Regions from separate parts of the Homo sapiens genome. Here region 2 is linked to region 1. Evidence: read pairs that join two places in POLR2A ChIA-PET (ENCODE). Cell type or tissue: OCI-LY7. All regions are shown on one strand. Links, peaks and the distances in the headings refer to the core of each region. The heading gives the core; the rest is flanking DNA.

What was found. ChIA-PET counts read pairs that join two places held together with the same protein. Peaks named below come from ENCODE experiments on the same cell type or tissue, not always from the same donor. Only the 100,000 strongest peaks of a DNase experiment are listed, where the experiment ranks them.
Region 2: POLR2A ChIA-PET joins it to region 1 with 15 read pairs; 2 of 35 experiments call an interaction of 5 or more read pairs at or near these places.

Annotation. Positions count from the first base shown.
Region 1 is chr2:64,834,848-64,851,776 of GRCh38, forward strand. LINC01800 (long intergenic non-protein coding RNA 1800) reads right to left here. Exons shown (of 5, transcript NR_110224.1): 2 at 14,593-14,700; 3 at 13,425-13,516; 4 at 12,950-13,030; 5 at 11,283-12,765. Among named protein-coding and RNA genes, the nearest start is that of LINC01800, 20 kb to the right of the region's middle. RefSeq lists enhancers at 3,499-4,698, 5,275-5,324. In OCI-LY7, for the core only: no CTCF peak of the experiment used is centred there; DNase peaks (open chromatin) are centred at 3,364 and 5,264; H3K4me3 peaks cover 1,635 bases; H3K27ac peaks cover 2,813 bases.
Region 2 is chr2:64,019,755-64,035,811 of GRCh38, forward strand. No RefSeq gene overlaps it. Among named protein-coding and RNA genes, the nearest start is that of VPS54, 8.4 kb to the left of the region's middle. In OCI-LY7, for the core only: CTCF peaks have their summits at 2,644, 4,122 and 4,322; DNase peaks (open chromatin) are centred at 77, 4,167 and 6,187; H3K4me3 peaks cover 901 bases; H3K27ac peaks cover 437 bases.

The DNA.
Region 1 (16,929 bases), core at 1,687-9,686:
GGTGGTTGATTCAGTGGCTCAACAATATAATCAGATAATCATGTTCTTTTCATCTCTCTGCTTGGCTACCTTAATTGGTGACTGTATCTTCAGTCTAGTGGCAAAACGGCCACCTCCAGATATGACAATGTCCAGAGTAAAAATAAAAATCATCTTGCCTGGTTCATGTCAAAGGGGGCGGGGAAAGAAAAGACCATCTCTTTCTTGAGTTCCTCTTAGGAACAAGGACATTTTTTTCAGGAGTCCCCTAGTGGACTTCCCATCAGCTCTCATGGGCTAGAAGTGAGTCATACTCATTCTAGCACCAGCCATTGGCAAGATAGACCAATCAGACCCACTCTGGAGCATGGGGTGGGACCGGCTTTTCTTTCTTTTTTTTTTTTTTTTTGAGACAGAGCCTCACTCTGTCATCCAGGCTGGAGTGCAGTGGCGTGATCTTGGCTCACTGCAGCCTCTGCCTCCTAGGTTCCAGCGATTCTCCTGCCTCAACCTCCCTGGTAGCTGGGATTACAGGCATGTGCGACTACACCTGGCTAATTTTTGTATTTTTAATAGAGACGGGGTTTCACCACATTGGCCAAGCTGGGCTCGAACTCCTGACCTCAGGCGATCGGCCTCCTCGGCCTCCCAAAGCGCTGAGATTACAGGCATGAGCCACCGCAGGGTGGGGCCGGCTTTTCTTAGGGCACATGGCAGAATAGTGGGGGAGTAGATCTTGAACAACATTGGAGTTCTGTTAGAAAGGAGTCAGGAATTGTTGCTGAGTGTAAAGTAAACAGTGTTCATCACAGAGGCAACACTGAGCAACTGGGATGTGAACACTATCATAAAAACTATTCAATTTTAGTTTTTTACCTGCTCAAATTGTTCATTTGTTCTCTGCTGCCTATGGGATACATTACATAATTATTAGTTCTAACCAATATTGAGGTAAACCTCTGTCATTTCTTCATAAAACTCCTCTGCTCTGGCCAAGCAGGTCAAGTCTAGAACACACCTTGTATTTTCAAACCTCCTTGACTTTCCCTGTTCTTGGAATGTCTACCCATCTCCCCGCTGCCCCACCTTCTAATAGATAGCCAGATCCTACCCATCCATCAGGCGCTGACCCAAACCCAATTGCTTAGTCTATAACCACATTATATTAATGCCCCAGAGAAGCTTCAAGACCTTCCAGCCCAGGATCATCTCTCTTCAGGCATCTCCCTGCGTAGTTGCAGCTCCTTGAGAGCGGATCCTGTTTTACACTTCTCAGGGGTCCTCTCCACTCCCAACACAATGACTGATGCACACAACGGATGCTCACTAAGTACTTGCTGACTGGCAGGTTAATCAATAAATGCTCACAGACTGAGGAGTGAGTATAACCACCCGCTTTTGAAGCTGCAGACTGGCTCTCAGGAGAAAAAGTCCAGAGGAAGGATGGGAGGGAGTCTGGCTCTGAAACACAGAGGCGCTGCTGGGCAACCCTGGGATGTCCAAGTGGGAGACAAGAGAGATGACAAAAAGCTGAAAGGCACATAAATGACCACCCTCAAACGGACAGGTTAAATGACGTACGATAACCCATTGACTGTCTTCTAAGATGCACGTTTAGTATCATCTCTGCTGGGCGAGTGCTGTTGCTCCATCCCCATCATAGGCAATTGTTATCCCAACCTTTAAGGTAGGGATCCCTGGTGGGGAGGGAAATGAGCAAAGATCCTTGGAAGGTGCCCTCCCTGCAAAAGTCGCCCTTCTCTGTCCTGGGAGGAGTGGGAGGGGAGGGAGAGGAGAGGTTTTTATTCTTAAAGGCAGCTCAGCCTCCAGAGGTCTGCCGTTCCCTGGATAATACTAGATTTACAAAGAGCCTGAAAGATCCCCAGGATTCGGGATCAACTCTGAGTTTCACAAGTGTTTATTTTGAGGGATTAGCCGTCCTGGGCAGGCCTGTTTGTCTAATGGTTAATCAACCAGTCAGCAAACATTTATTGAGGGCCTGCTTACTGGGCACCAAAACAAGCATAGGAGAGAGTCCCCTATTTTGAGGCATTCAGAAGGGTAATTGAGGCCCTGAAGTTAACTAACACCTGCAACAACTAGCAAATGATATGACATCATAACGTGTGCCTCAGACTGCCCTGGTCTTCCCGGCACCACCCCCTCCAAATTCTACTCAGACTTCACCACCCTGGCCCCTGGGGTACAAGCGTGGTTCAGGCTAAGCCAGAGTCCCTCGCTGAGATGTTACCTCTAAAGCCATCAGCCAGGAGAGGAAAAGTGGCTTCCATTGGTTACAAGGTTGTAAGGGGAGAACTAGGAGTGCCCCAAGGCCATATTCTGGCCTTAGTGGGCAGCCAGCTTGAGAGAAAGAAAGAGAAAACCATGCTGAAGAAAGCCAGGCAGGGACAGATGGACAGATAGAGTTTAAGTCGCTGGCCTGCCAGGGCTCCCCAGGGCCAGCTCTAGTGTGGCACTTTCCTCAGAGCAGTTACATGAGACAATATAGTCCCTCCCTTTTCCTTTTAGCTAGGGTGGGTCCTGTCCCCACCTGTGTAGGCAGAGGAGCCCTGAGCAATGAGCACACTGCACTTATTCAGCGGCAGCTGAAGTGATTCAGGAGGATGGCCTTGAAGGTTGTGGAGGAGAGAGAGCATCCAGGGCGAAGACGACGACGTGAAAGAAGGCTCTAGGGGCTGGGCATTGTGACTCACGCCTGTAATCCCAGCAGTTTGGGAGGCTGAGGTGGGTGGATCACTTGAAGTCAGGAGTTCGTGAACAGCCTGGCCAACATGGTGAAACCCTGTCTCTACTAAAAAAAGAAAAATTAGCCGGGTGTGGTGGGCGCCTGTAACCCCAGCACTTTGGGAGGCTGAGGTGGGTGGATCACTTGAAGTCAGGAGTTCGTGAACAGCCTGATCAACATGGTGAAACCCTGTCTCTACTAAAAACACAAAAATTAGCCGGGTGTGGTGGTGGGTGCCTGTAATCCCAGCTACTCAGGAGACTGAGGCAGGAGGATCACTTGAACCGGGGAGGCAGAGGTTGCAGAGAGTTGAGATCGCGCCACTGCACTCCAGCCTGGGCAAAGAGAGCGAGATTCCATCTCAAAAAAAAAAAAAAAAAAAGAAAAAAAAGAAAAGAAAAGAAGGGAAAGGGAGGAAAGGGAAAGGAAAAGGAAGCAGGCTCTAGGGACATGACAGCCCTGGAGGGTGGGTCTGACGGTCGGGAGTGCATGTGGAGGCTGGGAGCAAGCTGGGCAGAGTGCCCTGGGTGAATCTGCTCTCCAGGGGTTCCTGGGAGCTTTGGCTTCTGCCTGACTTCTGGGTTTAGCAGGAGCCCACACTGACGGTCCCCGGACGCACACACAGGCCTCCAGCACACTTCCTCTCCATTTATTATATAAAGCAGAACTGGCACTGCACACTCAGACTATGCTGTAGGTACCCAGGGATGCCATCCTGGAGCAGGCTTTAGTTAATGTTTACATTTTGTCCACATTCCCCTCCAACCCATTCTACTCTCCTCTTCTTCCCGCTAACCCTCGGCTTTTCTTATTCTTCCCCATTTTTTTTTTTTTTTTTTTTAGAATCAACACCTCCCTCTGTCACCCAGGCTGGAAGTGCAATGGTGTGATCATAGCTCACTGCAACCTCAAACTCCTGGCCTCAAGCCATCCGCCTACCTCAGCTCCCAAGTAGCTTGGGATTACAGGTGTGAGCCACATCACTGTGCTCCCCATTGTTAATATGTTGAGACTCTTACTCTGGGAGGAGGAGTGGCAACTAAAGGACCCCAAATCTCTACTTCTTGGGACCTGTATTTGACACTCCATCCAGCAGCTTCTGAATTTCACACCTGATAAAAGCAGGGGTTCTGGATGTTCTCACGGCAACCCCAATTTACACCCAAGAAGGGGCCTTCTGGGTGGCCACCTGGATCCTGGGTGCTTTTCCCTGGGCAGTGTTTATGCCAAAGGCCTGCTTGCAGCCTGGATCTGCTGTGCCCTGAGCCCGCCCTCCTCCCCTCCGCGCCCCACCCCACCCCAGAAGAGCCTCTGCTCTTCCTGCCCTTCTCCTTCCTGCTGCGCCAAGGTGGAGCCCAGCTGCCTCCGCACCCAGCCCTCTGTGACTCAGTGGAAGCCAGTGGCCACTTCCCCCTCCCACCCACCCACACTCACATTCCAACGGCCAGCTCACTTGCTTCTTGGCACTCAAACTGCACCCACCAGGCCTCTGACTAAATAGTCATCTCTTTACGGGACAATTTATGACCAGGGCCAGCCCAGTATGGGAAGAGGTCACGTGTATCTTACCCTCTGAGCACACTCCTTTTGCTCCACAGCTAATGACTGACCTCTGTGGATCTTTCCTTCTGGCCCCTGGCTGACCTGGGGCATTTTATTTAGGAGAACTAGAGTCTTAGCCTTTAGTGTTGTACCTAACACAGTGCTGACTCAATGCATCTTTGAATAAAAGAGGTTTAAAAAAAAATTACTGGCCAGGTGCTGTGGCTCACGCCTGTAATCCCAGCACTTTGGGAGGCTGAGGCGGGTGGATCACCTGAGCTCAGGAGTTCGAGATCAGCCTGGCCAACATGGAGAAACCCCATCTCTACTAAAAGTACAAAAAGATTAGCTGGGCGTGGTGGTGGGAGCCTGTAATCCCAGCTACTTGGGAGGCTGAGGCAGAAGAATTGCTTGAACCTGAGGAGCAGAGGTTGCAGTGAGCTGAGATCATGCCACTGCACTCTAGCCTGGGTGACAGAGCAGGTCTCCATCTCCAAAAAAAAAAAAAAAATTACAAATAAATAGAGAGTAATTCCCCAGGACCTGACAGATCCTACTATTTTGGTAAGGACTCAAGGACTCATTTAGGCCACACCTGGGAAGTTGGGTGGTTTAAAGTGGAGTTAGTGACACCTGGGTTGAAGCCCCAGCTCTGCCGCTCTAAGATCTCAAGCACATTTTATGACCCACCTAAGCCTCCATTCCTCACCTGTGTACTGGGGATGATATCGTGTATTTCATCAATTCTAGGATGTGCAGCTTTTTGCATCTTAATCTCTCTGAAATTGGGCTATGTCTTACAGTTGATATGGGGGTAGGAGATGGTGTATTCCCACTCCTAGATCGACTGTAGTGCCTCTAGGAGTGCCCTGCCAGAGAAGCCCACACTCCACCTCCTGAGCCAGGGTGGCCATATGACTTGTCCTGGCCAATGGAGTGTGAAGCAAGCAACATCTATCACATCCGGGCTGCACTTTCAAAGGCAACTGTCGTTCAGCTCATGCTCCTTTTCATCCACGTCAGCAGCCAGCAAAGTTCCAGATGGAGGCTGTTTCGTGGGCCCTGTCCCACAGTAAAGAGGATGTAGAGCTGAGCTGCAGCTGGTGGGCATTGAACAGAAGCATAAACCTTTCTTCTTTAGCCATTGAGATTGGGGTTCTGTGTTTTGACAGCACAGTCTAGCATATCCTGACTGGTATTTCATGCTCCAGTTAATTGACAGATTCCTTTTTCTTTCTTAATACATAGTGGTGTAACTCACAATTGTTGGTATTGTTGATTCAATGAAACACGGTAGTGCCTCTTACAGACTAATGTAGGTAAATCACTTAGCACAATGCCTGGCCCACAGTAAGTGTTCCATTCATGTTAGCCATTGTTCTATTTCTAGCCCTCTGCATGTAGCCAATGTTTAATACATGCTTGGAGGATGATACTGATGACACATGAGATCAGAACCCCCCTTAGATCCCTTGTGGCATGAGAAAGAGTATCGTAAAAGACAAAATTACAACAAATTTAGTTTAAAGATCTCAACAAGCTTTGTTGCAATTCTAAAATTGGGCAACACTTCGTTCCATAAAACAGAATAAGTGTCCAATGAACTGAGGAGAAGAGGCTGGCTTTACAGACAGAAAAGGCTGAAGAAAGCAAAAACAAAGAACAAAAAGCAGATTGATCATTTCAAAGTTACTTGCCTTGTAAGGCGGGACAGGGAGATGGAAGAGTAGAAAAATCACTGATCAGTGAACCTTGTGTTACTTCGGGCTAACTTTTGCATGTAAGGATTAAGGCAGAGGAAACTTCATTATCGTGCCAACTGAAGATTGAAACTGGCCTGTTTGGAAAATTGGCTGTTACCTTATTTCTCAGAAGGTCAGATAACTTAGTTTTAGTCTGGTGAAATGGAATTTTGGCATGCGTGACTCTAATTTTTTTTTTTTTTGAGACGGAGTTTCGTTCTTGTTGCCCAGGTTGGAGTGCAACGGCACACTCTCAGCTCACTGCAGCCTCCGCTTCCTGGGTTCAAGTGATTCTCCTGCCTCAGTCTCCCAAGTAGCTGGGATTACAAGCATGCACCACCACGCCCAGCTTGTAGAGATGAGATTTCTCCATGTTGGTCAGGCTGGTCTGGAACTCTTGACCTCAGGTGATCTGCCCGCCTCAGCCTCCCAAAGTGCTGGGATTACAGGTGTGAGCCACCGCGCCCAGCCAGCGTGACTCTATTTTTAGTCTTGTCTGTTGGGGCCTAGTGCAGGAGCTTAGTCCAAAACAATGGCCTCCTGCAATTTTTATTTAACAGTATAGATAAGTTCAAGTAAATAAAGTGGCATTGGCACTTGATTTTGGAGGCTCTTTGAGGGTATAGGTGTTTCTGATGCCCTTTCTGAAAGCTTTTTCAGGGGCTACTCGTTTAGGTAGGTAACTAAGAAAGCTGAGTTTTTATTCATATTAGTTAACAGTTTATTGCCTAGGATATGAGAAAGAGGAAGAAACAACTCAAGTGTGATGTGGCAAGTTTTTGGTGCAACAGAATAAAGAAACCACAGTCTCTTAGAGCAAAATATAAGCATCTTGAATTTTTGCAGAATCAAGTATGGGCCACAGATCCTGCTCTGAAGATACCATACTTCCAGCTAATTCTTGACCTTCTGTGTTAAACCCCGTGCTCTGGAACAAATCTCTCCAGGAATTTTATAGCCAGCCCCTGCAGACCCAAAAGTAGGGAGAGTGTTCTACATGCTGGGCTGGGCTCAGGTGCTGTGAGGGCAGACTTGCCAGAGCCACTTCCCATCCCTTTGGCATCCTCTCCCCTGAACCTCATATTACCTGTCTGTCTCCTCCTTTACTTCCTCCACTTGGGAAGATGACAAAAGTAATTTATCCTAAAGTATTATTGGTGTATGCATTACTTAAAGGGGAACCTAGAAAATGAAAAAGGAAATCACAGGACTGTATGTTAGGTTATGTTAGGGATCTGTTACGTTTCTCATCTCTGCTACCTGCGTCCACCTCAATCTTTTCTCTCAGCAGACAGCTCTCTTCACTCAGCTGTCAGCTTGCACATGGTCTCATAAAATGGCTGCCCTAAAATGGTGGCCCCCGCACCTCGTGACTATGTGACTTTCAAGTCTAGCACCAACTAGCTAGACTTTCTGTGGCCTCCAGTTCCTGAGAGGGAGGATCTGGCTTCATGTAGCCTACAGATGATTCCACTGGGGTCAGTTGACCATATCTGGCTCAGTCAGTCATGGTGCTGCTACTATTGGGCCAGTTAGTTTCTCTTAAAGACCAGGATGTTTGGTGTATTACGCAGGATTTGTTGAGCTGCATGTGGCAGAATATTCAAAACAATAGCAGCTTAAAAATACAAATTTCTGGCCGGGTGTGGTGGCTCATGCCTGTAATCCCAGCACTTTGGGAGGCTGAGGTGGGTGGATCACCTGAGGTCAGGAGTTTGAGACAAGCCTGGCCAACATGGTGAAACTCCATTTCTACTAAAAATACAAAAATACAAAAATCAGCCGGGTGTGGTGGCAGGCCCCTGTAATCACAGCTACTCGGGAGGCTGAGGCCAGAGAATTGCTTGAACCCAGGAGACGGAGGTTGCAGTGAGCAGAGACTCCGCCACTGCACTCCAGCCTGGGTGACAAGAGTGAAACTCCATCTCTCTCTCTCTCTCTCTCTCTAACATATAAACATATATTATATGTAACATATAAACATATATTATATGTAACATATAAACATATATTATATGTAACATATAAACATATATTATATGTAACATATAAACATATTATATGTAACATATAATATATAATATATAAACATATATTTTATATATTATATGTTACATATAATATATAATATATAAACATATATTATATATTATATGTAACATATAATATATAATATATAAACATATATTTTATATATAATATATAAACATATTTTATATATAATATATAAACATATTTTATATATAATATATAAACATATATTTTATATATAATATATAAACATATTTTATATATAATATATAAACATATATTTTATATAATATATAAACATATAATATATATAATATATAAAAGTATATAATATAAATATATATAATATAAACATATATAATATAAATATATATAAAATATAAACATATGTAATATATAAACATATATTATATATAATATATAAACATATATTATACGTACAATATATAAACATATATTGTACGTACAATATATAAACATATATTATACGTACAATATATAAACATATATTATACGTACAATATATAAACATATATTATACGTACAATATATAAACATATATTATACGTACAATATATAAACATATATTATACGTACAATATATAAACATATATTATACGTACAATATATAAACATATATTATACGTACAATATATAAACATATATTATACGTACAATATATAAACATATATTATACGTACAATAAACATATATTATACGTACAATATATAAACATATATTATACGTACAATATATAAACATATATTATACGTACAATATATAAACATATATTGTACGTACAATATATAAACATATATTATATGTATAATATATAAACATATAATATATAATATATATTATATATATGTTTATTATATATGTTTATATATTATATATAACATATATTATTATATTATATATGTTTATATATTATATATTATATAATATATATGTTTATATATTATATATTATATAATATATATGTTTATATATTATATATTATATAATATATATGTTTATATATTATATATTATATAATATATATGTTTATATATTATATATTATATAATATATATGTTTATATATTATATATTATATAATATATATGTTTATATATTATATATTATATAATATATATGTTTATATATTATATATTATATAATATATATGTTTATATATTATATAAATAATAAACTTACATATTTTATTAAGTATAATATATAAATATAATATAACTTACATATTATATTTTATATATATATAAACATAAATTTTTTTCTTTCTCATATAAGAGGCGAGCAGTCCAGGACTGGTACAGTGGCCCCTTGATCACTATCTGGGTATGCAGCTTCTATCCTCAAGGTCACCTCATGATCCAAGATGGCTGCTGAAGTTCCAGTCGTTACATCACATGGAGTTGCAGGCTGGAAGGAGGAAAGAAAGACAAAAGCTCCTCCACTCCCTGCTGTCATCTCCCATGAAGCCCCCAGAACACTTGCACTTGTCTCATTGCTAGGACCTAGTCACATAGGTTGTGCACACTTAGCTCTAAGAAAGTCTGAGAAATGAAGGGTTTTTTTTTAGCAAGACACATTGTCACCCAGAATATAATCAGGGTCCTTCCACCAAAACAAAGAATGGAGAATGGGTATTGAGGGATGCTCAGAGTCTAAGCCAGAGTTGGGAGGAAATAACAGACACTTCCAATTATGTTTTAATGCATTCTTTTTCTATAAGAAGGCCATGTCACTTTGGAAATTTAAAACATAAGTAAAAAAACCATTTTGGAAAAAATAAGAGAAATTCTGGAAAAGAGAGATCAGCACTTACCCTATAGGAATAATTTCTGAAAGTGGAATTTCAGGCATCAGAGAGATGGTGTTTTAGAAGAGGGAGTAGAAACCCTGCCAGAGCCCTCAAGTCAATGCACACGAACACATGGGGCTAGGGCACACTACCTATGGGGTAACCCTACTCCACAAAGAGCAGTTAAAAAAAAAAAAAAAAGCCTATTCAGGTTGAGAGAGTTCTGTAGGTGTGGATGTTCATCCTTTCCTATGCTTGAAGCCAAATATATGTTTTAATACATGCTAGTTTTGGCCAGGTGCAGTGGCAGATTACATGCCCGTAATCTCAGCACTTTAGGAGGCCGAGGCAGGAGGATTGCTTGAGCTCAGGAATTCAAGACCAGCCTGGGCAAAATAGGGAGACCTCATCTCTACAAAAAAATTAAAAAATTAGCCGGGTATGGTGGCACACACCTGTAGTCCCAGTTACTTGGGAGGCTGAGGTGGGAGGATCATTTGGGCCCAGGAGGTCGAGGCTGCAGTGAGCCATGATTGCACCACTGCACTCCAGCTTGGGTAACAGAGTGAGACCCTGTCTTAAAAAAAAACCCAAACAAAAACATACAAACAAACAAACAAAAAAACGCATGCTAATCTCCATATCTGTCTACACTTTTCTTCTCCTCTTCACAATGTCACTCACAGAGGGGAAACATGAAGTTTGCCATCCACTCAAATGCAGTTCTTTCTCCTCACCACAATCACTCCCTATGCAACTACCTGAGAACTCTTTCAAAAATGCAAGGCAAGCGTATTCCTCCACTGTTTAAACCCTTCTCAGATTCCCTGACCAAGGCAGGCAAACTCCCTCCTCATGGGGCCCCTTCCCTAATTTCCAGTCCTGCTTTCTGTCAGCTCCTCTGTGTCTTCCTCCTCCCCAGAGCCTCCAAGAAGCTTCTGCTCTCTGGGATGCCCTTCCCTCCATTGTCTATGTAGCAAACTCCTACTTTCCCTTCAATGGCCCACTCAAAGGCACCTCCTCTGTGAACCCTTCCTTGATTGCCTACAGGCATGGGCCTTTTTTTTTCTTTCTTTTGTGTTCCTGTGACACTTCATGACCATCTCTGCCAGCAGGTCTGTCTTTTCCATTAGAGCATGAACTCTTCCAGAGTAGAAACTAGGCTTTATTTTTGTCTGTGCCTCAATGCCAAGCACAGAGCCTGGGATGAACTAGGTACCCAGTGTAAGGCAGTTATAAGGCAATAGAGCATAGTGGTTAAGAGCATAAACTCTGGTGCTACCCCACCTGACTTCGAGGCCAGGCTCTGCCACCTACTTAACAGCTATATGCCTCAGTTTCCCCACTTGTAAAATGGGGATAAAGATACTTCCTACCCCATAAGTTTCTGTTGAAGACTCAATGAAGGAATATATGCAAAGGGTTCGTCACTCATTACATGAAAGCCATCATCTTTATTACTTCTGAATACAATGCTAGTGCAGCAGAAGGGGCACCTGGAACCCCGCCCCTCACCAGCTCAAGGGCTTTGGTCAGACAAGACTACCTCTCTGACATATGTAGGTTGATATTATTCTAAAATATGTTGTGCATTTCATCTTCCTGGAGAAACTCAGGGAAGTTACAAAATACCATCTCTTTGCTTGAAGGATCTTGCATAATTCCTTGGCCCTAGTCCATTTGTAGGGAGCACATTTAGTAACCCTAACAGAGTGTTGGAAAAGGCTTGCCTGGAAAGGGTTAACCACAGAGCTTTAGAAGGAGTTGGGCTCTGGGGAAAGAGAGATTTCTAGGGATGGTGGAAGATGAGGCCTCCCTGCCCTCTGGGACCCTGGGAGGCGTCACCATGGTGATGCAGAGTGTAGGTCCGCTTTGCATGTATTTGGGGCTTTTTGTTTCTTCAGTTCTGGTGAGGGTCAGTTGAACTAGATTATGGAGAAATGAGGTACAGAGAAAGGGAAATGCTTTCTCCAGCCAGGGTAGCATGGGAAGTTATTGGAAAAGCAAGGACTAGAACTTATTAGTTAACTTATTAATTAACCAATATTTATAGACCCCACTCTATGCCAGGCCCAATTCTAGGTATGGAGGACTTGGCAGAGAGCATGGCAGACAGTGTCTCTGGTCTAATGAGCACAGCAGGCAGGAATCAAGGAAGCAAATAAATATGTGCCATATTTCACTGATCCTAAGATGTCCCTCCCTTTTTTCACATTTTAAAATCTCTGAAATCAAGGTGGATGCATCTTACAATCAGTGATATGTCTTGAGAGCATTTTCTTCTCTCATAGTGATATGTAAAATAATGCTATACCTTACAACTGATGGCATCTGAGATTTAATAAGATATAGTCATACAATTCAAGTGATGGCATTCTCACCTCCTTAACACTGATTTATTTTCCATCCAAGCAACTTACAGTAGAAACCCCTGCCTGAAATGGACAACTTCTCTGACTGATCTATTTCTAGGACTTCTTTAGAAATTCATGGTTCTCTCAGTTATATTTCTGTGAATCCACTTTTTTTTGGAACCAACAAGGACCCTGCCTATATCAGTAAGGAATTTATTTGGCTACAAATAGGAGAAAACCAGAACCACAATGATTGACACTGATTTGCATGACCCTGGGGCTGGCACAGCTGCTCATCAGGCATCCAGGCTGCTTCTTTCATTTTACTGTACCATCCTCAGCGCAGGCCTTTAGTCCTCATGGTCACAAGATGGCTGCTGTACTTCCTGGTCTCACATCCATGTTCCAGGCAGGAGGAGGGAGGAAGGACAAAAGGCATGGCACTCCCCCAACTCCTTTTTTAAAAATCAGGAAAACAAGCTTTGCCAGAAGCGTCACTAGGCTGAACTTGACTATTTCTCACAGTCCATGTGGTGTCACACGCGCACCTCTAGCTAAAAGATGCCTGTGGAAAAGAGGGTTGTGTGAGTGAAGATGAGAAGCCAACAGCGTCTGCTCTGCTGAAGAAATAGAACAATGGAGTTCTCATGAGTGCATTGCGTGTGTGATGGCATTTGTAGTGCAATCAGAGGGAGGAGGGGATGTCATTCCTATTCTTGACAGGAAATCACTACACAGATTTGCCTCACCTGAAAATGTGACAGAAGCCAGTCAGCAACGTCGTGACAGAGCCTGGACTTCTTCGTGCTTGTCTCCACATATCCAGCCACCTTGAGGAAGAGGATGATCCCACAGGCGCTGGCCATGTTACTAGCCACTTTCTAACTTCCAAATAAGACGGGAAAGAACATTCCAGACCAGGGGAGCCCACCCCCAACTCTTGGAGGAGAGCTTCAATTTTTCCCAGAGACTCTGAAATGACTCCATCAAGGAGTTGAGTAGCTCACAAGGGACCAAAGCTGCTACGCCAGAAGATGGAGACAGTCTCAACCAGATGCTCATGCCCTGAGGGCAGGACGCAAGCCCTGGGCTGAGGCCCAGTGAGGATCTCACATTAAGGGGAGGGAGGAGGAGGGCTGGGTCAGGGAGGGACCCTTCGAGGGGTTGGCTGTTGGGGGAGCAAGCGCATTAACAAAGGTATTGGTCTTTGACAATCTTCTTTACCTGTCTGATGGTCTTCTTTTCCCATCTATCTTTTCATTGTAGGCTTGTCAACTAACACATCAATATAATTCCTTTTGGAAATGGCTGAAAAACTGTAAACACAGAACTTATTGGTAGCTACAGTGGTAGATTGTAAAAGTGGCCACAATCCTTCACTGCGTCTATATGTTTACCCCTAAGCTAAATGACTCTGTGCCTCTCTTCCATCAAGAGGAACAGACTACCTCTCTGCTCCTTCGACTGGGGCTGCCCTAGGGACTCACTGTGGCCAGTAGAATGCAGCGGACCTTGTTTGTACGGTTCTGAAGCTCTTGCCTACTTCTCTCTCTGGAAACTTGTGTGAACAAGCCCAAGCTAGCCTGCTGGAGAATGAGAAACACAGAGAAGCTGCCCCAGCTGAGGCTGTCCTAGTCCAGCCAGGCCCTAGCCCACCAGGCAGCTGGCCTCTGAGCATGGGCAAGCTGGCAGAAATATGCCAGACTGCAGAATCGTAAGCTAAAGGGTGGTTGTTTTGAGCCACTAAGTTTAGGGAAGATTTGTTAAACAGGAAGAGCTAACTGATAGACTTACTATGTGCTGGACACTGGCTAGGAACTTATGTAATCGTCATTTCTTTTAGCTATATTTGTACCTGTCAGTGTGCAGAGTGTGTGTTCAGGGGAGAAATAGCTTGGTCTGCTTCTGCTTGTGCTCCCATTCTGGCTGAATTTCTGTGTACTCAATTGCTCTAAAGAGCTTTCAGGCTCCAACAAAAGGACCAGAATATTCTGTGATAATCCCTGAACATTCCTCAGTCTCTAGTCCCTTAAAAGTGTGTGGGATTAGGGAAATGGTGCTCTAGTTGGAATCCATCCAACTTTTCAGCCTGCAGAGATTCAATCTGGGGAGTTATCTTGCTGTTTTTAAGCATATGTGGGTTCCTAGATATCAGGAACCAAGGGATGATCCTTTAGTGCCACTCACCAGGCAGTCCTAGCACACTAAGGGAGGGAAGGTAAGACACAAGATGCTTTCTCTGTAGTATGAAATGGGGGAGTCTGTGGAAGGTGGTCACTTAAAGCCCTGGGCAGAATGACAGTCACCAAAGCAGTGACCATGATAAGTGCCAACGTAGGGCAACCTCACGCCAAGGAAGAAGGTGTGACCTTAGGCTGGTGGCACTACCTACCTGGATAGCTGCACTCCAGTGTGGAGAGCCTTAAACTGGATTTTACTGTGGGCTGCAGACACAGTTTGCCATAACCTTTGGTGTAACAGACACTTAAAGTCAAGGTGCCTGCCAAAAGATAATAACTTTAAATGTAAAATTACAAATCATTAAGGGTAACATGATACAAATAGCAATAGAAGCATTGGCAGTATTTTACCTTGATTTTATTTTTGCTTGTCTTTCGCTGTCAGCCTTGTCTAAAGTTGCTGCTGAGGGCACCTCATTCACACACCATTTACCCTTCAGCTATGGCACTGACATTGTCGCCTCAAGGAGCATGAGAGTGAAGGCCAAGGACACCTCCCACACAAACTATGGTTATTTCTCAGAAATGCAGATTTAACTTTTTCAACATGGGTTTCTTCATTTACCCTTTGGGAAGTACATGGAAATGTTCAATTTCCTTTGGGAACTGAAGTCAATATTAGCCGTTAATCCAAAAAGCATCCTTCATGAAATGCTTAAGGAAGGCTTGTAAGAAACCAGTTGACTGAATTTGTTTACTACCTATGGGCTTTGGCTAGAGGAGGGAAGACTAGTCAACACTTGGGCCTTAAAAAATCTGAACCCAAGTGTCATGTCCTTTCTTCCCAAGGGATGTAGGAAAATTGGAAAGTGGTCTTTTCTCAACTACTTCCCTTTATAGCTGTTGAGAGGTAGATGGTGCTGAATATCCATTTTGCTGCAGCAAAATCAAAAAAGAAAGGCGCAAACAACAAAAAATATAGTTGTTTTTTTTTTTTTTTTTTTTTTTTTTCTGAGACAGAGTTTCGCTCTGGTCACCCAGGCTGGAGTGCAGTGGTGCGATCTCTGCTCACTGCAACCTCCACTTCCTGGGTTCAAGTGATTCTCCTGCCCCAGCCTCCCGAGTAGCTGGGACTACAGGCACCTGTCACCATGCCTGGCTATTTTGGTATTTTTAGTAGGCACAGGATTTCACCATATTGGCCAGGCTGGTCTCGAACTCCTGACCTCAAGTGATCTGCCCACCTTGGCCTCCCTATATGCTGGGATTACAGGCTTGAGCCACTGCGGCTGGCTGAAAAAATACAGAAGTGTTAAAATACTCTTGACATGTTTTATATCAAACTTCTTACAGGGAAGGAGCTCAGATCGGTTAACCATTCCATCGCTGAGAGAAGCCCCTACCCAAAGACAGTTAATGTCTCCAAGGGTGATGATGGATTCCAGAGTCTTCAGGTGGAAGACTTGGGGCTATGTGGGTCTCACTTCATCTTCCCTTTTTTTAGCTCCCCTGTGGCTACCTATTTGCAAGGAGCTCTGTGCTCCTAATGACAAGGAAAACCCAGAGGCTTAAAATAGAGTTCATTTCCCAGAATCTCAGGTACTCAGAGGAGAGAGGGGTGGGGACTTCTTGGACACAAGCTCACATTAGCTGATGAAACACAGCTGCATGTGCCCCACACCACAAGGAAGGAAACTTGTTTTGCTGGGAAATACTGCAGAGGTTTTTGCCTCATTTTCATGGGAGAGGCTGAAGCTTCCACTCTCTGGCAACATAGGCCAGACCCAAATGAATCTGTGGCTGAGACCAGCTTTTCCTAATGTAAGTGCTCAGTTGGCCAGGCATGGTGGCTCATACCTGTAATCCCAGCACTTCGGGAGGCTGAGGTGGGTGGATCACCTGAGGTCAGGAATTTGAGACCAGCCTGGCCAACATCGTGAAACCCTTTCTCTACTAAAAATACAAAAATTAGCATGGTGGCAGGTGCCTGTAATTCCAGCTACTCAGGAGGCAGAGACAGGAGAATTGCTTGAACCTGGGAGGTGGAGATTGCAGTGAGCCGAGATAGTGCCACTGCACTGCAGCCTGGGCAACAGAGCAAGACTCCATCTCAAAAAAAAAAAAAAGAAAGAAAAAGAAAAGAAAGTGCTCAGTCAATTCGCAGCTATGAGAACTGTGTTAGATCTATAGCCCCGTGACTCTCATTTTGATGTGTGTTACCTGAGCACTTGAGGTCATCTGTGAGCAAAGTTTGCCAGCCCAGGCATCTCCTCCAGAGACTGCTGGCTTCTGAAGCACACTTCACTTGGTGTGAAACTTCTCATTTTGAAGGAAGCTTTATAATGTGGCCCGATGATCCTTAGTCCGTCATGTTATATGCAACCCAGGAGCAAGGTGGTCCTAGCTATTAACACTAGGTGTGTGTTCACAGCCAGGCGTAGTGGTGCACACCTGTAATCCCAGCTACTTGGGAAGCTGAAGTGGGAGGATCACTGGAGCCCATGAGTTTGAGTCCTGGGTAACATAGTGAGACTCTCTCTCTAAAAAAT
Region 2 (16,057 bases), core at 1-8,000, 820 kb before region 1:
ACTCGAAACATCCCTAAATCACCCGGGACCTATTAAAGCAAATACTTCCACGAGATTCCTCCTCTCCCCCACCCCCTCGAAGTAAATGCTTTTCAGCTGTTCCCTAGTAAATGCCCTTCCAAAGGTTAAAGGTCACCCCTCCGCAACAACCCAGTTCTCTCTATTGAGGCCTTTTCCCCATCCAGTCCTCCCCTCCAAGTCTTCCCCAAGTTCCAGGCCTTCCTCCCAGACACTGTAATCAGTTATTCCTGTTACTTGACTGAGATACTTGGAGTGTGTATGATAATTAATACCTTCTAATTCTGACTTCAGCCTGGTTTCACAGGACTTGCAACTTTAAACCAATAAAACACAGTCCACAAGAAAGGGAAGGTCTTAGTATATAAATATAAAGACACACACACACACACACACACACATATATTTTAGGAAGAAAAAGATCCTCAATCCTTTGAGTGCTTGTGACTTAATTTTGGGAAGATTTTATTCAATGTTGAAATTCTTGCCTAAAAATAAATTTCAAGCATTTATAAGACATAGTATGTTTTAACAAATCAAAAGTGAAAATGTAACTCTTATAGTTGGGGGGTTGAAAAAAATGTTGATCCAAGTTTCACTTCTAAGAAGTCACTTTGAAAACTGCAAACATAACTTTTATGAAATAATATTTTCCCCACCAAAGAGCTAAAGTTGGGGAAAGAGGACAAAAAGTAAGGAAGCATCAAAAATAGTTGAGAGAAAACTCTTACATTATATTTTTCTAAGTTCAATCCTCTAAAATTATGTAAGAAACAAAGTGAGAAAATCATTCCCCAATATGAAATAAATTTAACTGTAAAAGAGTGAAGTCCTCTTAAATCCCTGATCACTTATAAAACCAGATGAGTTTACATAGAAGCAGAGTAGAATGGTGGTTACCAAAGACTGGGGGGTAAAGGGTGATGAGGAAAGGGGAAATGTGAGTCAAAGGGTATAAAGTTTCAGGTAGGAGGAATAAATTTTAGTGATCTATTGCACAGCACGATGACCACAGTTAATAACAATGTATTTAATATTCCAGAATAGCTAAAAGAGTACTTTCTTTGTTTTGTTTTGTTGAGACTGTGTCTGGCTCTGTTGCCCAGGCCAGAGTGCAGTGGCATGATCTTGGCTCACTGCAACCTCTGCCTCCCAGGTTGAAGCAATTCTCCTGCCTCAGCCTCCCGAGCCGCTGGGACTACAGGCGCGCACCACCACGCCCAGCTAATTTTTGTATTTTTAGTAGAGACGGGGTTTCACCATATTTGCCAGGCTGGTCTCCAAACTCTTGACCTCGTGATCCACCTGCCTCAGCCTCCCAAAGTGCTGGGATTACAGGCATGAGCCACCACGCCCAGCCAAGAGTACATTTTAAATGTTCTCACCATAAAAAAAATAAGCTGGGTACAGTGGCCCACACTTGTAGTCTCAGCTGAAGTGGAAGGATGCCTTGAAACTAGCAGTTTGAGTCCAGCCTGGACAACATAGCCAGACACCATCTCTTAAAAAAAAAAAAAAAAGTAGGTGAGGTGAAAGATATGTTAATTAGCTTGGTTTAGTTATTCCACAGTGTGTACATATATCAAAACATCACATTGGATCCTATAAATATATATAATTATTATTTGTCAGTTTAAAAATTTTTTATTAAAAAAGATGTGTTTATACTGTGAAAATATTAACAAGAGGATTAACCAAGTTTTATCTAAGGCCAGAAAGGAAAATAATTTTTCTTTATGTCTAGAATCAGTTCATAGATTATGCTAGGAATTGGATTTAGCAAATTCTTATATTTTGACCCCCCTCAGGAAGTCAACAACAGTTCAAAAACTTCCTTAAGCCTGGCTGGTTTGGCCTTTAAAAAAATATTTGTGTTTATACCCCACCTTGTTCCAGAAAAGATTCCAACTTGGCACTTGGACTAAATGATAGCCGTCAGTTGTCTCCCAGACACTAGAACAAGACAGTCTGGTTTGCTTCCTCATTATCCATCTGTTGATAACATACCATAGGAAGAAAATACACATTGAGTGTCGTGCTTAGTTCTTTCAGAGATCCAGCTCAATGTTTACTTTTACTTTTACTTTTCCACAGAACAATTCATAATCTTGAATCTAAACAGGAAAGTAAATGCTGATGATCAGGTTTGCAAAAATTTTTTTAAAGTGTGTAAACTGGGCAAGCAATTTCATTTAAACCTAGATAAATTTCAAATTAATTACTATGTTCACTTGCTATCACTTGAATCATTTCAGTCAGTATGAGAGCTAAAAGCCAAATCACAAATAAATAGGTATAGATATATTATTAGTGTACATTTCCAGAAAGCACAGATGATAGAAAATTAAGAAATTAATACAAAATTAAGAAATGGATAGGAGTTAAGATTCCATCATTGCCTTCAAAAAAAGGAATCAGGAAGAAAATATTTAGCTACCATGTCACTAACACTGTATTTGGCATATTTATTATATCTGTTACCGACCAATCACATGAAAAGTGATAGTCCATCAAGGTTATATGTTCTAATTAGAGGGAGAATGGCAAATTTTCTAATGCCATAACACCTATAAAAGGGCTATGTTTATGTTTACTGTGTATTCTGTGCATATTTGTATAGGTGGCAGTAGTAAGGTTAACATAGCTACTCAATCACTGAACACTGCCTTTCTTTTTTTTTTTTTTGAGATGGAGTCTTGCTCTGTCACCCAGGCTAGAGTGCAGTGGCACGATCTCGACTCACTGCAAGCTCCACCTCCCAGGTTCATACCATTCTCCTGCCTCAGCCTCCCAATATAGCTGGGACTACAGGCGCCCGCCTCCACGCCTGGCTAATTTTTTGTATTTTTAGTAGAGACGGGGTTTCACCGTGTTAGCCAGGATGGTCGTGATCTCCTGACCTCACGATCTGCCCGCCTCGGCCTCCCCAAGTGCTGGGATTACAGGCGTGAGCCACCATGTCCGGCCTGAACATTGCCTTTCTAATGATTTATTTGATAGAAACTATACATTCCCGTGCTATATAAATACAGAGGGGAAAGGGGGCACTGATAGAATGAACAATGAGAAAAATAATTTTCCAATTTAGTAAGATAGAAGCACTAGCTTCTTTTTTCTGTGATAGCAAACCTTGAATCTATGCAATGGAAACCCATCCACATTCTTAACCTACTCTACAGCTAAATATGTGTAATTATATTGTGTGTTTAGTATAAATAAGCTATCTTTGATAAGCAAGATTTACATGCACTAATGAACTGAAGGTGTCAAGCTGGTAATTGTTTCATTAGGGTTTGGATCCAATAATGTCCTGAATTATTTTATGCATCATATTTGAGCTATTCTTAAATGTTATATATATAAATATATAATTATATGTGTTTTTATAATTTAAAAAATTTTACAATTTTTGATACAGCTAATATATAGTATATAAAAATATAAATGATAATTTATAACAATATGACTCTAACCTGAAACTGTGTTTTGATATTTCTTCATAGGTAATATAGGACTATCTTAATGTAGGAAAACTTTCCAGTTTACTTTGAGTATGGTGTAAGATATTAAAGCTAAATGTAGATATAAGCACCACTAGAAAATTTATAATATTTTATGTGGTGATGATAATGTACTCAATACTTGTTGGGAGTAATATACAAGTCTTCAACATATCATCTTTTTGTCTTCTACACCAGCCGCTTGGTTACTTTGGAAGCAATTATTTAACTCTGTTAAATTTCTCTGTTAACTTTTTTCTTGACCTCGATATTTCAGATTTCCATTTTGATTATTATAATAATAGCAGCTGTAATCTACTAAGAATTTACTGCACCCCAAGCATAGGGAAAAACCAAGATACTATGGTATATTAGTTTTCTATTGGTATGTACAAATTATCGCCAATTTAGCAATTTAAAGCAACACACGTTTATTATGTCATGGTTTCTTGAGTCAGGAGTCTCAGCACAACTTAACTTTGCTTAAGGTTTCACAAGGCTGCAATCAAAGCATCCATCAGCCTGTATTGTCATCTGAAAGCTTGACTGAGGAAGAATCTGCTTCCAGTCTCCTTCAGGTTGTTGGCAGCATTTATTTTCTTGCATTTACAGACTGAGAGCCCTGGCTCCTTGCTGGCTCAAGGCTGCCCTCAGATTTTAGAGGCCACCTGCAGTTCCTCACCCTGTGGGTTTCCCTAACACAGCTGTTTACTTCATCAGCCAGTGAGGAGTGTCTTTAAAGTCTCTAAAGTGAATCTGCTAGCCAAATGGAGTGATATCCTAGCATATTTTCTAGGTTTATAGCAGGTCACAAGTTTCACTCACACTTGAGGAGAGGGGATTACAAAAAGTGTGAACAATCATGGTTGCCTTTGATGGTAGCAATCATGAAGGGCTACCCTCGAGCCTATAGTTAATACCACAGGCTTTGGAGTTTGGCCAACCTTGGGCTTTAAACTTGGCTGTGACACTTTAGCTATGTGACTTTATTATCAGCCTCTAACTCATAGCTTGTTCATCTGCAAAGAGGGAAAACAAGCTCTTTGCACTTTATTTTTCTCCCATGTAAAATGGGACTAATAATAGAGTTTAAGGATTAAATGAGCATTTTAACACAGTAACTGGTAACATGAAATACTCAATAAACACTTGTTAGTTTTCTCCTTTTGTTCCCCCTCTTTCCCTCATCTCTTTTTATTTTGAACCTGGTCTGTTAGAAGTCCCAGTTGGCATTTTTACCCTTTCAACTGCTATGTATTTACCCTGGGTCCAGAGTTCATGTACATGTGTGTACACCTGTATCTAGGGCCATTCAAAACCAATTCTAGTATCAACACCTTAAAAAAAAGGATGGATAGTATTGCAAATGTTATTTCCAACTTGAGCTTGGAAAAATAAATAAAATGATAAATGCATAACATTAGAAAGATCATTATTAGACATAGAGGCTTTGAGAGTTTAGAGAACGTTGCTGGGGTTGGCTTCAGTTCTCCCTCTGAATCATGTTCAATAGGTACAAGGTACAAAAGGACGTGTTCTGGCATAATAGTGTTCCTGGGCTCTGAGTTTGTATTCCAGCTTTGCCACTTTCTAAGTAACCTTGGGATATTATTTAAGCTCTTTAAAGCTCAGTTCATTGTGGGGTAATGATAGTATTTAGACTTCGTAGATGTGCTGTGAGGATTACGTTTAAAGTGCACAGTCAGCCCTCAATATCTGCGGATTCCACATCAATAGATTCAACCAACTGTGTATTGAATATATATATATTTAAAAACAATAAAAAATACCAATAAAAAACAATACAGTATAACAACTATTTACATTGCATTTACATTGCATTAGGTAGTATAAATAATCTAGAGATGATTTAAAGTATCTGGGAGGATGTGTGTAGGTTATATGCAAGTACTTTGCCATTTTATATAAAAGACTTACTCAAATCCCTGATTTTGGTAACTGCAGAGGAGGGGGTAGTCCCTGAACCAATCGTCCTCAGATACTGAGGGACGATTGTACTTAAATAGCATAATTTAATGCTTAGTTCATAGTTGGTACTTTAAAATGTTAACTATCATAATTATTATTATAATCTTCACTATATCATTATTATTAGGAAAGCTGTTTTAATGAAACCCGCAAAATAGGAAGGGGCAAGATTTGACTATGAATGAGGTGGTTGAGGTGAGGCATGAGAAGCCACAAGATCTCAAAAGTCCTTATAAGCCCATGGGCTGCAAGTAAGATCAGTGGTCAGAAGGTATAAAAATTGGCAAGTCAAAGCCAAGTGTGGTGGCTCATGCCTGTAATCCTAGCACTTTGGGAGGCCAAGGTGGGAGGATCACGTGAGCCCAGGAGTTTGAGACCAACCTGGGCCATATAGTGAGACCTCATCTCTTAAAATAATTTTAAAAAGTTATATATATATATATATATATATATATATATATATATATAGAGAGAGAGAGAGAGAGAGAGAGAGAGAGAGAGAGAGAGAAAGAGAGACAGAGAGAGAGAGAAAGGGAGAGAGAGAAAGAGAGAGAACATTGACAGGTCAGAAACTGGACAAATAGGAACTAGGGGCCAAGGTAAAATTATGAATTCTCAACCAAACCGAAAAATGCAACCCAAGACACAACAGAAGAGCACATGAAACAAATAATTCGTACTTCAAACATGAAGCCTTTTATATACTTCCTGCTGGAGCAGGAGTCAACCACAGAGCATATCTGGTACGTGTCTGTACCATGCCTGGTACAAAGTAAGAGTTCAATAACTATTTTGAATGGAAAACACAGGAGTCATGTTCCTATAGGAAAATAGTGACTACATTGTTGAGTAGAACAGAGGATATGGGCATATCTTGACAAATATAAGATTACTTTCAAATTGAACAATTTCCCTAGAAAAGTAGTTATATATACCATTTTGTTAGTCCTGCTATCATATTTTTGCTTTATGTTGCTTTATACAGTATTTGGTTCTTTATTCTATGGAGAATATGTCTAATGAACTAAATTGTAACTATTTCCAGGGTAGGATTTTCTGTTGTTGTTGCAGGGTACTTTTAAAAAATTTCCCTACAGAATCTGGAACAGTATACTACATAGTAGATTTTCAGTAGATGCTTGTTGAGTTAAAATAATTATGAATTACCCATCCTTAGTAAATGGTATTTGGCATAATTAATTTTAATAATGTATAAAACTAGTGGGCAACCTTGAAATCATTCTTGACTTTCATGTACCACATCTAATTTGTCAGCAAATTCTGTTATTTCTACCTTTGAAATATATCTAGACTAAAGACTTCTCACCATTCACACTGCATCCAGACTGATCCAAGCCATCTTGCCCGCAGGGCCCCTGACTGTGGCTGTTGGACTATAATATACTGCTTATTACCGAAGGCACCATTCATACAGACGGCAGGGCGAATGATGCTTCTTGGAGTTGTGCAGTGCAATGATCCTACTTGCCTGGATTTTTGCAAAAGTCTTCTAGGCCATCTCCCCATTTCTGCCTTCTTCCCCCGACCCCACCAGTCTATTCTCAAAACGATAGTCAGCTTGCTTCTGTTGAAACTTAAGTCAGATCAGGTCATTCCTCCAGAAGCTCCCATCTCATTCAGAGAAAAGTTAAAGTTCTTGCAAGGCCCTAGGTGATCTCATCCCACTGTTACCTCTCTGACTTTATCTGCTCCTGCTCCCCCTATTTCTGACAACTGAACTCCTCACGATTCCTGGGAAACACCAGACATGGCCCTGACCTAGAGCATTTGCACTTGCACCTCTCTCTGCCTGGAATTTCCCCAGTTGTCCGCATAGCTAACTCCCTTACTTCCTTCAGGTCTTCATTCAAATATCACCTTCTCAGTGAGGCATTTCTTGACATGCATATTTCTCATTACAACACTAGGCTTTAACTGCTTTTCCACTTTCACCTCTTAGCCTTTATTATTATCTAACCCTCCATATGTTTTACTTATTTATTGTTTATCTGTCCCTAACATGAATGCAAGCTCTTTTGAGGGCAAGGATTTTTTTCTGTTTTGCTTACCACTTTACCACGCAACACCTGGAACAGTGCCTGTTCAAAGTAAGAGTTCAATAAATACTTGAAATAATGAATGAATGACTAAAAAAAAAACTAGCTGTTATAAGTATACACCACTTTCTTTCATGCACTAAGCAGAATAAATAACCAGTTAGTCTAATATCTTGAAAACAACTTGCCATTGATATGTTATAGGACTCAAGATTTTTGTAAGCCACTATTAATTTATTATATTTATGATCAAGATGATACTCTTGGCTCATTTTACATTTGGAGTAATTTAAGTAATAATGTTTAGAAAAGTGTTTTAAATATGCAATTCTGTAATGAAGTAGAACTATAAGGATATAACAGTCAAACATTTATTAGGAAAAAAGCATTTTTTTTTGATACAAAGTCTCGCTCTGTTGCCCAGGCTGGAGTGCAGTGGCATGATCTCAGCTCACTGCAACCTCCGCCTTCTGGGTTCAAGCGATTCTCCTGCCTTGGCCTCCTGAGCAGCTGGGATCACAGGCACGTACCACCATGCCCAGCTAATTTTTTTGTATTTTTAATGGAGATGGGTTTCGCCATGTTGGCCAGGCTGGTCTCAAACTCCTGACCTCAGGTGATCTGCCCACCTCGGCCTCCCAAAGTGCTGGGATTACAGGCATGAGCCACTGCACCCAGCCAGGAAAAAAAAATTCTCATTTAAAACTTATCTCAGGAGAGGAGAAATTTTGTTTAAAACTTCTCAAGGAAAATTGTGGGCAATTTAGAAGCCATACATTGCCAGAGAAACAGAAGCCAGGGTTGGCCTCCTAAAGGATTTTCTCAAGAACCACCTTATACATCAACTGGGTATGCGACAACACCAGCCGTTGCTCAGGAAGAACCCCCTAAGGGGTAGAAATACAAGGGATACAAATTCTTACCCCACTATATAATATTTTTAAATGGAAAAAAATAAAAATCAAGCAGTGAGGAAAATTTTGCAAGCCAAATAGAGACAAAACAACCCTGAGCATCATAAAACTAGGCAAATTTAACAACATAATCCAAAGTAAGAGATTAATATAAGAATGGATTGCAATTATGTAATGGATTTTCCTGGATACCAAAATGCATTATAAAGGTCATTTAATTCTCATGCCACTGTCTGGTCATTTTGGTTCCCATTACACCAGGCAGTAAAACATCTGTATTTTTTTACTCTCTTTACTGCTATGAATTCCTGAGCTCTAATAAAAAGTTCTCAATCAGAATCTGGTTTCAATGTAGAAGTCTTACTTCCAAAAATCTTACTTTATATTTAGAACAGCATTTTTTTCCCTTCCATGCTTTTATTTAATAGCTTTTAAGCCAATATATAAAATAGAATTAATAAACTCAAAAGAAAGAAAACATCACTGAAATCAGACTTTTAGGACAGCAGATGCCTCTCATTTGACAGACGAGGGCTGAGACAGATCATGTTTTAGTGGTGGCAGCTGATTTCCAATCAGAAACCAGGTTTAAGGACATTAAGACTAGTGATCTTTGCCTCGCACTATACTGAGGAAATGCTATAACAACAAATAGCTGGAAAAGTAAGAATTATGTTAACTGAAATTAGTTATTACTTGAATTAAAAAAAAATTGTATTCTCCTCTCACTGTCCCCAAAGGAAAAGTTAGAACTTTCACTAAAATATGAAGTTTTTCATTACTTGTAAGAAAAAACCATCTTGTAGGAAAGATTTTGCTTGGTAACAGATGTTTAATAACTTAGGAAATAATCAACATACATTAATTTATTATTTTAAATACTCTTTACCAGTTCTTAAGTCCAAAGATAGATCTCTTGTTTGGTTGCAAGAATCCAGTATTTTAGAAAATGTATAGCCTATTTTCGTGTATTCTTCCTTCATAAATATGCAAAAGCCTATTTCTATTCTTCTAAGTTTGTCCCAACTTTACTTTGCAGATCAGTATGCATAGCAAAAGAAATGTAAAATGAGCATAAAGGACACATTTACAAAGCATACATATTTCTGTGTCTATTACAAATTGAAAGTCAGGCAACTGACAGTTTTTCCCCCTGCAGAGCTCTACAACAAGCATACATCAAATCAATGAGCAAACAAAAAGCTTGTATAAATGGCTTTGTCTTTATGATTAAACTGGCTCACTCATGCATGCCAGTGGAGTGCTGCTTTGATTCCAGGTGGTCAGCATATCTCTCTGGTTAATGGCATCCAAGAAGGAAATTGCTGATTCTTTACTGCCTGCCGACCTACCTATATTTTGCTCCAGTATATTGGTGGCTACCTCAGTTACTCACTACTTGCCCCCAGAATGAGGTTAAATTTGTCAAAATTATGATTCCCCTTAATGATGGAACCAATATTGTGATTCTCATTCTAAATCTTTTATTGTAATGAAGAGGTAGGAAAAATATTTCTACACAAGAACTCCTTAACCCCCAGCACACATCCTCATTCTTAAATAAATATCCAGATATCCATTCACACTCAATGGATATTTATCAAGGGTGTTCTGGGTCCTATAAGCTAGCAGTAAGCAAGACTGGTTCCGTTCATGCTGTCATAGAACTTACAATCTGGAGTGAGAAGAGAGACATTAAACAATTATAGGAATTGTTCGACAACAGTTAGGATATGTATCATGAGAAGGCAGAAGTTAGGAGAGCTTGTCAAGCTGAGTATAATTTAACATAGATAAATAGAGAATCCTTGCCCAAGAAAGCAACATTTAAACTGAAAAATGAATAGGAGTTGGTCAGGGTAGAGGAGTAGTGGTGGTGAAGAGGAAACAGCCAGCAGAAAGAGGCTCTGAGGCATGAAGAACTAGTAGGCTAGTAGAGGAAACAAAGGACCAATGTGGCTGGCATTAAATGAGACAATTGGGCCAAAGCCAGAGCATACAAGAAGGTGTAGGTCTTGGTGGAGTTTGAGCTTTATTATAAACTATAATAGGGCTTTGGGCAATGAGGTGACATAAGCATGTTTTTAAAAGATCGGTTTGACCCACTATGTGGAAAGTGAATTAGTGGAGATGACCAAAAGAAGGTGTGGCACCTGCAATTAGAAGGTTATCCAAGGGGTCCAGGTGTCAGGTAAAGACTAAGACCAGTTAGACAGATGTCTTCGTTGGCTTGGGTTGCCGTAACAAAATACCATAGACTGGTTGGCTTAAACACCAGAAATTTATTTCTCACAGTTCCAGAGGCTGAACTCAGGGTGCCTGTATGGTCAGGTTTCTGGTGAGGGCTCTCTTCCTGGCTTGTAGATGGCTGCCTTCTACTTATGTCCTCATATGGTAGAGAGAGAGAGAAACATCAGTCTCCTCCTCTTCTTATAAAGACATTAATCCCTTCAAGGGAGTCCCACCATCCTGACCCTTTCTAAACCTAATTACCTTCCAAAGTCTCATCTCCAAATACCATTACAGTGAGGATTAGGGCTTCAACATATGAATTTGGGTGGTGGGACACAAACATTCAGTCCATAACAACAGATTGAAGAGATATCCTTGGAGACAGAATTGACAGTACTGGGTGATTGGCTGGACAAAGAAGCTAAGAAATGGGTAGGGATTAAAGATGATTCAGGTTGGGTGCAGTGGCTCATGCCTCTAATCCCAGCACTTTGGGCAGCCAAGGCTGGCAGATCATGAGGTCAAGAGATTGAGACCATCCTGGCTAACGTGGTGAAAACAACATAAAAAGGGAGAACAAATTTATTGCTTCATGTCATTAAGAAGTCCAAGGTTAGGGATGACTTAAGACATGGTGGGATCTGGAAGCTTAAATGATCAAGCAGGAACCAATCTTCCCACTTCTCTCAGCTTTACTGTCATTCATTTAAAAATATTTATTGAAAAGCTACTGAGTCCCATGCTCCATTTTAGACACTAGAGATGCAGTGGTACAAAAGACAAGCAAGTCCACTATCACTGCTTCTTTTCAGCATTGCACTGGAGGTTCTAGTCAGTGCAACAATTCAAGAAAAAGACATTTTTAACAATATAAGAATTGAGAAGAAGGCTGGGCACTGTGGCTCATGCCTGTAATCCCAGCACTTTGGGAGGCTGAGGTGGGTGGATCATGAGGTCAAGAGATCGAGATCATCCTAGCCAACATGTTGAAATCCCATCTCTACTAAAAATACAAAAATTAGCTGGGCGTGGTGGCGGGCGCCTGTAGTCCCAGCTACTCGGAAGGCTGAGGCAGGAGAATGGCATGAACCCAGGAGGCAGAGGTTGCAGTGAGGCGAGATTGTGCCACTGCACTCCAGCCTGGGTGACAGAGCGAGACTCTGTCTCAAAAAAAAAAAAAAAAAATTAGTAACATGTTTGTCCAATGGCAGCATTAAGAGAATAAAAAGGCAAGCCCAGTGGGAGAAGGTATTTGCAACACCTGTAGCTAAAAAGGCCTTATATTCAGGATATTTTAAAAGATAAAAATTTTAATATCTCCTACAAATCAAAAAAGAAAAAAAAATGGGGGGGAGGGGGGAGGGATAGCATTGGGAGATATACCTAATGCTAGATGACGAGTTAGTGGGTGCAGCGCACCAGCATGGCACATGTATACATATGTAACTAACCTGCACAATATGCACATGTACCCTAAAACTTAAAGTATAATAAAAAAAAAAAAAAAAAGAAAAAAAATGGGTAACTCAATAGACGCTTGAATAGGTACTCCACAAAAAAGGACATACAAATGGCCAATAAACATATGAAAGGGTATTCAGCCTCATTAGTAATTAGGAAAGTGCAATATGATATACTGTACATTCATGTTTAAAGACTTATAACACCAAATGTTGCCTAGGATATGCAATAACAGGTACACACTAGGGTAGGAGAGTAAGTTGACACAATAACTTCAGAAGATAATTTGGCAATGATCTTCTAAAGCAGAACATTTGTATACTCCAGGATCCAGCAATTCTATCCTCAGGAATATATTCAATAGAAATGAAGGCATATATGTACCAAAGACATTTACAATAATGTTGAGTGACAGAAGCCAGACACACAAGTATATACTCCATTTATCTATATAACTTAAAAACTGTCAAACTATGATGTTACTAGTTAGCAGGAGAGAAGGTATAGTGATTGGGAGAAGCATGAGGGGGTAATGTTCTATTTCTTCATCTAGGTGGTAGACAAATGGGTGTATTCATTTTGTAATAATTTTTGACCCAAACATTTGTTTTGTACATTTTTTTCTGTATGTGAATGATGTGCCAATAAAAAAAGATTTAAAAATAAAGCCAAGCTTCCTGCCCCCATGGACTTTACATTCTTCTATGAGGATCCCTGCTCTCCTCCCTGTTGACTGGCTTCAATCTAAGGCTGCAAGTGGTGGCAAAGTAGCGACCAGCAGCTCCTAGTCTACAACTTCCCACGTTCAAACAAGTAGAAGTCAAGGCATACTTGTCTTAGGAGTTCAGCAAAAGTCCCACGTTGCCTCTGACTGGCTCTAATTGGAGCATGCCTTCATCTCTGATCCAATCACCGTGGCCAGTGTGAGACTCTAATTGGCCAAGCCTGAATCACAGCCAACTCATGAAGCCAGAGTCAAATGGAGTCAGCTTCACCAGAACACGTATAATAAAAATAGGTAAAGATTCAAACAAAACAAAACTGTGGCCCTGTTTCAAAAGAGGAAATAAATATGGGTTGTAAACCCAACAAATGTCTGTAACAGATCTCCTGCAAATGAGAACCTGGATTTCCTACTTCGTGTTAAGCTAACTTCCCTTTAATTCCTTCATTTTATCACATGTCCCAGGGATTTGGCTCTTCCACTGCTATCATGATTGCAAATGGACTCTTTTCTTCTTCTCTTTGGTCACCTGAGAAATAAGGTACTCTCTCCTACTCCATCTCTATTTTTCTGACTTCGAAATAAGACAAAAACAATTAACCAGACAGATGAAAGTGAATAACAATAACAACAAAAATTTATTTAGAGTTTTAAATGTTTGTTTCTGCTAGAAACTGCATGTTAACATAAAGGCTAATAAAAATAATCAGACCTTAGAAAGTAAGTTCTATTTCTATCCCTCTTCAAAGGATCCTTTGAGATGCCTCAGGGAGTACCTCCTCTGGTCAGTTTTCTTTACCACCCCCACCCCTGATCTGAGTTATTGAACACCTCTGCCCCTGTGCTCACTCATACTATATTGTAGTTTTCTGTTTACTTATCTGCCTTACGCATTGGCTCATGTGTTCCTTGAAGGAAGGGTTTCTACCTTTATCTCTGTATTAGCACTACAAAGCTCAGTGTCTGGGACATATACAGTGAAGGGTCAGTAAATATTTTCAGAATGAGTGAGTGTTTCATATCCCAGTTATACTTAAACCTGATAGCAGCCCTGTGAGATAGAGGTGATCAACCTGAGGCTTAGAGAGGTAAGGTAGGTGACTTGCTTAAGGTCATAAATAGTAAGTAGAATCAGGATTGGAGCTCAAATCTATCTGATAAAAAGTCTGAGCCCTTGACCAGGGCTTTGGTCAAAACTGTTCATTTATTTGGAATAAGGTTCAAAATGTAGCTGGGAGTAGTTTTCCCTGATTGAATCCTACCTGCCTTTCTAACCCTTTTTGTCATTTTTCTCCTTCACGCATCTTTCCTCACAGCCCCTGAACAGACTTGGGCTTTCCTGCCTCTTTGTTTTCACTGGACTCTGTCAACTCTGCTTACTAAACTCTTACACCTTCTTCAAGGATCAGCTCAGACATCATCTCTTTTACAAAATTTTCCTTTATCACATACCCAGAAGTGACATCATCCTCCTTTGAATTGTCATATTATTTCCTGAACCATGAACATGGCATGTGTGACATACTAGCTCTGCTCAAACTATTAGTCTCCATATTAAACTACTAGATCATGCCTTGTCCTCTTTATGGCCCTTAGTATAGTGATTTGCACATAGTAGACTTTTTACAAATTTGCTGAATAAATTAATGGTGGTAGTGGTGACTTTTTGGTATGCCAACCATTTCCCCCACTGTCTAGGGCTTAGGACTGTGCAAATCATTGTTAGATCTGCCCTATTTCTTCATACCTTATAGGCTGTGATATGGTTTGGCTGTGTCCCCACCCAAGTCTCATCTTGAATTGTAGTTCCCATAATCCCCACATGTTGTGGGAGGGACCCAGTAGGAGGTAATTGAATCGTGGGGACATTTTCCCCCATGCTATTCTGATGATAGTAAGTTCTCATGAGATCTGATGATTTTATAAGAGGCTTCCCCCTTCACTTGGCTCTCATTCTTCTCTTTCCTGCTGCCATGTGAAGAAGGACGTGTTTGCTTCCCCCTTCACCATGATTGTAAGTTTTCTGAGGCCTCCCCAGCCCTGTGGAACTGTGAGTCACTTAAACCTCTTTCCTTTATAAATTACCCAGTCTCCGGCATTTCTTCATAGCAGCATGAGAACAAACTAATATAGGCTGTATTCTCTCTTGATAACCAAAGGAGTTTTATATATTCAGAACTACCAAATATCAGCTTGGCAAATTTAAGTATAAATGGGCTTTTGATAGCTGTTAACAATGGGTTTTCACAAGTAGTTGGGAGACATGGCTTTGTGAATAAGTTTTGTTTCGTTTTCATTAAGAAGGAATAGTGACTGGGACAAGAAAAAGAAGGGAATATATTCCAGGTGTTTCTAGGGGTGAGGTAATTTGGCCTGCTAACAGTAAAACCCCAAGTTAATCAGAACCCGATTAACTTGCATTAATTGGCACCTCAATTATACACACACACACACACACACACACACACACACACATACATAAAGCAGACAGAAAAAGGGAGAGAGAGAGAGAAGAGACAGAGAGAAGAGAGAAGGGGAAAGGATCTGCCCTTAATAGAGACAAATGACAACAACAAATGAAACAGCAGCAAAATAATATCAAAACAGCATCTAGCCGCATAGGTTCTGCTCTCAATAACAGCATCATTTTCAGAAACGAAGCAACTCAAAATCCTGAATCATGTGACAAGATTGAAAGATAAAAGGGCTTAACCAGAAAATTCATGTAACCAGCACATGTCATTTCCCACAAATTATGCTTAAGCAGTGTTGTATATCATATCACTATAGTCTTATAAGATTATAGTTATACATCATCACTATATCATATATCATATCACTATATAGTTATATATCACATCACTATAATCTTATAAGATTATGGTGAGCCACCTAGAAGTTGTGGGTAGGTATGACTATATAATATTCTTCAAGAAAACAACTTTGGAAAGTTATTTAAGGCTTGAATTATATTATAGCAATGAAACTAACTGGAAATATAAGGGTATTTTTAAACAGACTTGAATCTTCAATATGCAGCTGGAGCAGCAGATCCTGGTATGACTTGTTTTCTGCTAACTTGCAGGCTTCTTCAATGATCAGGTTTCAAGTTTCACTGCGGCAACTGACTCAAAGTGATTATTTAGCCTGCAAAATAGAAAA